Linked DNA regions of Mus musculus: region 1 is linked to region 2. The links are chromatin loops, found by intact Hi-C in ENCODE. Cell type or tissue: left cerebral cortex. All regions are shown on one strand. Each heading gives the region's core, and the rest is flanking DNA. Links, peaks and the distances in the headings are about the cores only. Region 1 holds the start of Desi1 (desumoylating isopeptidase 1). Region 2 overlaps Pmm1 (phosphomannomutase 1).

The links. A loop is a pair of places that touch in the nucleus more often than their neighbours do. Peaks named below come from ENCODE experiments on the same cell type or tissue, not always from the same donor. Only the 100,000 strongest peaks of a DNase experiment are listed, where the experiment ranks them.
Region 1: it touches region 2 in a loop (7-fold over the local background); 5 of 42 quality-filtered maps call a loop at or near these places.

The regions. Positions count from the first base shown.
Region 1 is chr15:82,014,012-82,016,901 of GRCm38, reverse strand. It overlaps Desi1 (desumoylating isopeptidase 1), which reads left to right and starts at 682. Exons shown (of 6, transcript NM_134095.3): 1 at 682-1,024. The coding sequence starts at 937. It overlaps Xrcc6 (X-ray repair complementing defective repair in Chinese hamster cells 6), which reads right to left and starts at 533. Exons shown (of 13, transcript NM_010247.2): 1 at 427-533. In left cerebral cortex, for the core only: a CTCF peak has its summit at 1,369; DNase peaks (open chromatin) are centred at 599 and 1,311; H3K4me3 peaks cover 2,160 bases; H3K27ac peaks cover 1,595 bases.
Region 2 is chr15:81,955,410-81,958,312 of GRCm38, reverse strand. Pmm1 (phosphomannomutase 1) reads left to right here. Exons shown (of 8, transcript NM_013872.4): 2 at 403-520; 3 at 1,875-1,951; 4 at 2,053-2,144; 5 at 2,565-2,664. Among named protein-coding and RNA genes, the nearest start is that of Pmm1, 4.1 kb to the left of the region's middle. In left cerebral cortex, for the core only: a CTCF peak has its summit at 1,634; DNase peaks (open chromatin) are centred at 520 and 1,626; H3K27ac peaks cover 1,187 bases.

The sequences.
Region 1 (2,890 bases), core at 1-2,500, 59 kb before region 2:
GGCTCCTGCTTCCTCCAAAGCTCTCCATATCATTGGAGAGGCAAGAGAAATGTGCATGGGGTCATTGCTGCAACAACCTCCCCTTGGCTATCCCTTAAGGATGCTGCAGGACCAAAATGGCTAGGGGTGAGGGCGAGGTATAACATAGCGGCTCAGCACTGAAGGTCCTATCTCGAGCTCCAACTGGACTGGGACGGTACTTGGTGCTCTGGCTGAAACATTCGTCTTCATTTCTCCCCCAACCTTCAGCTAGAGATTGGCTCAACCACCAGTCCTGTTCCGCCTTCTGGGGAGAAAGGAGCATGACCCAGGTCCTGCAGGTCGACAGCGCTGCTCCGTGGTGAGGCCAGGGGTCGCGCGACACTAAGCGTGCAAGCAAGCCACCAAGGCAGGCCTCATCCAACACATGTGGTGCGGCGAACCTACCTTAACCGCAGGCGGGCAAGCCACTGGGACAGCAGAAGGTGGGCACCACGTCCACGCGGGCTCCTTGTCTCTCGCCCAATCAGCGACGTTGCGTCATCACGCACAACACGCCCTTCGACCCTTCAAGCGGGCACGCCCACTCGCATTTCCCGCTTCCACCCCCTGTTCCCTAAACTGGAACGCTTGCGGCCAGAGAAAGCCCCGCCCCTCGCTTGAAGCTCCGCCCCCGAAACCCGTCAGCACCGAACGCACATGCGTGAAAGTGCGTCCCCGCCCCTGCCCCCTGTTCCGTGCGGAGTCTCTGGGATCTCTCTCTCTGTCACCTCACAGTAGTCGTTGCCGGTCGCGGGTGTCCGGGCGCGAGCAGCGCAGGGCCGCCTCTCCCCCGCCCTCAGGCCGGGCCCCGGCTCGGTCCCCCGCTCCCTCTTCTCCCCACCCCGGTCGGGTACCGGAAGGTCCAAGCCGCTGCCGGGTGCCCGAGGGCCATCGTGGCCGCCGCCACGGGTCCTGATGGAGCCGCCAAATCTCTATCCGGTGAAGCTCTACGTGTACGACCTGTCCAAGGGCCTGGCCCGCCGGCTCAGCCCCATCATGCTGGGTGAGGGGACCGGGGTCAGTGGGAAGAAGGCAGGTGGCCGCTGGAAGCGATCCACCGAGGGGGGTGGGGGAAGACGGGCCCATGGGTGGTAGGAAAGATCCACTAGGGCAAGGACAGTGAGGTGGGATTCCCTGAACCCCTGTCCAGCTTCATGATCTAAGCCAAGGAGACACACGCTCCGGCTGAGAGCAAGCTCCTCTTCAGCTAGAGACTGGGGCTAGCCGACTGATCTTGGTGGATTCCCCAAGAAGCCAGGGAACCCTGCTTCTTTAGCTCAAAGTAGAGAAAGTGAGGATACCTCCAGCTCGTGTCCCTGGTGGTGGAAGCAACACTGCAGACGAGATCCTCTGGTGTCCCTCGGAGCGACTGCCCTCCGCGCCAAAAGGAAATTCCCTCTGCAGTCCTTGGAGTGGATGGGAAGAGAGCGCTAGAGCGGTGGAAGGCTTGAGCCCTTGCCGGCTCCAGGTTAGGTCAAGTCAGGTCACCCTGAGCCAGATCTTGGAACTAATTACGTTCTGTCCGACGATGCAATTTTCGCTCAACAGTTAATTGCTTTTGACCAGATGGTAAGAAAGCAGTTCTGGGGGAGGACCGGATGCTGTATCGGTGAGGATATCGGTTGTGCTCAGTTCAAATGGTTTCATGCTGAGAGAGAAAAAGAGCCCTTCAGTGTAGGTCCAACTTCACTTCAAGTCAAATACCAAAATGTCTGTCATATAGGATTTGTCAGGCTTGTCATTTCAGGTAATGGTGGACAGGAATGGATTTCAGGGATTGAAACTGACATAGTTTTGCATCATTCAATAAATAGCTATAGTGTTTCCTGGAGACATTGGAGGAAGGCCTATTTCTTAAGGAACACAAGGGGCAGGGATCAAGGAAGCAAGGCAAGTTTTGAGGACATCCATTTGTGATGTGTCACTGAGTTGAACTTACTAATCCTTTAACCCTGGGGCAGCGAGTGGTTTCTAAATGTGGTTTCCCATCAGAATCATCTAGGATGTTCGTTAAAAACACAAATACCTGACTGAGGCTGTTGCTCACTCACTGGTAGAGTTCCTGCTTGGCATGCTCCAAGCCCTGGGGTTTGATCTCTAACATGGAAACAAAAAACAAGTGCATTCATTTCCAACATACATTGTCAGATGGGATGGGGTGGGGGGAGCTGAAAAAACTGTATTAGAACCAACTGGGTGAAACACTCCGATGATCCTAGTACTAAGGAGGCTGAGGCAAGAGGGCTGTGGGTTCAAGACCAACAAGCTGGGCTACACACACACCTGAGGGAATAAAAGAAGAAGAAAGGAAGTGAAGAGAGAGAGAAAAAGCTCAGGTCAAAACGGTTCCTCTACCAAAGAAACTGGTAGCAGACAGAGTGGAAGGAAACTTTGCCCTAAACTACTTTGTACTAAATGTGTGCACATTTTGTGAGTCTTACATGTGCGAATTGTGGAACCATGCTTCACAGATACTAAGCCAGAGTCTTTGGAAATATGTTATTTTTAATGAGTGTTTTGGATCATTCTTTATGTAGCCAGCCCATTATCCTTAGAGAGAGATTTGGACCTAAGTCATGGGTTGTTGGCGGGGGTTAGGGTCCGGTCATGACTCGGTGGTAGAGGCCTTGCTTAACAAGGCCCGAGCTCAGTCTCCCGCACACCTGAGAAGAAAGGAAGGCAAATCTGAAAGCAAAACCTGCAAGCATTCTTCTTGTTGTTTGTTTGGGGAACGTTTGAGCCATTGGTAGATTATATCAGTCAGGTTCCAGCTAAGTTCCTTGGAATGCAGCCATGTCTTCAGTTTTATCACAGAGAGGCATCGTTTGTTTCCTTGACCCATAAAGCGCCCTCCAGACTGATTTTTTTT
Region 2 (2,903 bases), core at 216-2,715:
ACCACTGAGCCATCTCTCCAGCCCTGAAGTCAGGTTGTTAAACCTCAAGGCAGGTTCCTCCACTCACCAAGCCCGCTCATTGAACCTCATATGTGTTTTTTATGTTGTTTACATACCTTTTGTTTCCAACCCAAGACCACAGGCACTTTAGACATGTGCCCAACCCTATTTAGCGCATTTCTGGGTTTCTACGACAGACACATCACTTGAGGTCACCTGTGAATTCTCTATCTTGGGCATTACTTTTGTGCTCAAACAGTTGTGCATTTTGCATTTCTGATGTTTTAATTAGGGGGTGCTCAGATTCAGGTAGGAGGGCTCCCTAATTCTGAGCACTAAGTCAAATAGAGGTCTCCGACTTTTTGATAACCGGGCCCTTCTGTCCTTCCTGCCTCACCACAGAAAATTGACCCTGAGGTATCGGCCTTCCTGCAGAAGCTACGAAGCAGGGTACAGATCGGCGTGGTGGGTGGCTCTGACTACTCTAAGATCGCCGAGCAGCTGGGAGAGGGGGATGAAGGTAGGCATGGCAACGTCTTTTCCTGTTGGAGTTGGGGTGGGGTGGCTCCACCCTGAACAGTTACTGAGTCCCTGACAGTAGCCAGGGACCTTGCTAGATTCTGGAGAAACAGCTAGAAGTGGAGCAGTTAGCATCCTGCCATTAGACGATGCACATTTTAATATCTCCCTGCTGAGACTCGACTGGCCTCCATTTATGTATCTGTTATTTTAGTTTCTTTGTCGTTACTGACCGCATGGTTAACAGTGTCTGTGGCTTGTTGAGAATGGCCATGTATCAGTCCTATGGTCTTTAGGGGAGACATGATTGACTCATGTGTGTGTATGTGCCTACATTTGGAGGTCAGAGGAAAGCTTGCAAGAATCAGTTTTCTCCTTCCATATGGGCCCCAAGGATCAAACTCATGTTTTCGGTCTTGGTGGCAAGCGCCTTTATCCTCTGAGCCATCTCACCAGCTCTGTTTATTGGTTTTGGAGACAGAGTCCCACTGTGGAGCCTTGGCTGGCCTGGCGCTCCGTATGTAGACTCTGTTGGTTTTGGATGGACAGCGCTCCTCCTGCCTTTGTCTTCCGAGTATAGGCATGATCACCACGCTCAGCTTTTTGTTTTGAGACAGAGCTGTGCATTATTGTATTACAAGCTGAGGCTGACTTTGAGCTCACAGCCATCCTCCTGCTTCAGCCTATTGAGTCTTGACGGTATACGTATGCACCGACACATCAAGTACTTATTTTAATGGTGAAAATGGAACATCAAAGTAATCTGGAAACCCTAGTGTCATCTCAGGGTCAGGAAGGCGCCCCCTCAAGCTAGAAGCTTCCTTGAGTTTTCCCTTCTCTCCTTGTTTAGTCGCTACAAGTCCTACCTCTCTCTATTTCCATCTACCCACACCTCCCTTTCTACTACACACCATAGCCCCAGTGATACCATCTGTCACCCAGACATTCCGCAGGGCGTCCAAACTGTGCTCCCTAACTCCCAGCTGATTCTTGTAGCACCCAGAGCTAGAGACTGCTGTGCACTCTCAGTGGGTAAAGAGTCTGAGAAAGGAGCCTGGAGTCTCCATGCAGGAGGGCTGTGGGTGCAGGGTGGAAATGGCGCCCTCTTCTGGACATTCCTGGGAAGTCTTCCAGAAGGGGGCGCTGGATCTTGGAGGATGAGCAGAGGGGACCCCGGAGCCAGGTCTACCTAAGCAATGGCCTAGAGGAATGGCTGGCTGATGTGGGAGCAAGCAAAGGCGCACAGGGAAAGGATGCCAGAAAAGCCGGTTTAGAGCGGAACAGATGGCAGTGCTTGTGCTGGGGTGACAGTGGCTTCTTGTCTCATGCTCTTTCTTTCTCTCCTGGGCCCCAAGTCATTGAGAAGTTTGACTACGTGTTTGCTGAGAATGGGACAGTGCAGTATAAACACGGACGGCTACTCTCCAAACAGGTCAGTGCCCCCAAGGCTTGGCTGGGGCGCCCCACTTTTCCACACTGGGGTCCTGCCGACTTGTGTGTGCCACAGTTCGAGCCTTGTGTTCTGTACAACAGACGATCCAGAACCACCTGGGGGAGGAGCTCCTGCAGGACTTGATCAACTTCTGCCTTAGCTACATGGCCCTGCTCAGACTGCCCAAGAAGCGGTGAGGCCCCCAGACCTGGGCTTGAGGGAAGAGAGTGCAAGTTTTGGATTTTTAATTTTTGCAACTGGGGCTTAGAAGTCAGGACCTCACCCATGCTAGGCAAGTTTTCTGCCTCTGAGCCACACCCCTACACCAGGACCCTAACTCATGGCTGGGTGGATTCTCTTTTTTGTGTTTTTTTTTTTTTTTTTTTTTCCCAAGATGGGGTTTCTCTGTGTAGCCCTGACTGTCCTGGTTGGCCTTGAACTCGGAGATCTGCTTGCCTCCAGAGTGCTGGGGTTAAAGGAGTGTTCCAGCACCACCCAGCAAATAGGTGGATTCTTATACCCTGTGAGGTCTAGGGAGACTATATAGGACAGGTTTTGAAGTCTTCTCCCCGAGCCTTCTTGCTGTCTCACCCCTTTTCTTCGTCACCCGTAGTGGGACCTTCATTGAGTTCCGGAATGGCATGCTGAACGTCTCGCCCATTGGCCGCAGCTGCACCCTGGAGGAGAGGATCGAGTTCTCGGAACTGGACAAGGTGCCGTTTGCCGGGCAGCTGTAGACCCTGTCACTCGGCCACTCTGAGCTTTGCTTTCTCGTCAGTAAAGTGGGTTTGGAGGAGGAGTTTTTGGTTCCGACTTGGACACCTACTGTGTGTCATTTCTCTTTCTGTCACTGCTGATCTGCTTTCCTGGTGTCTGTGCCACCAGCCCCTGGTGACCCAAGCTATGGTCATATTACGATTGCACATTGCTATTCACACCAGATCCAACAACT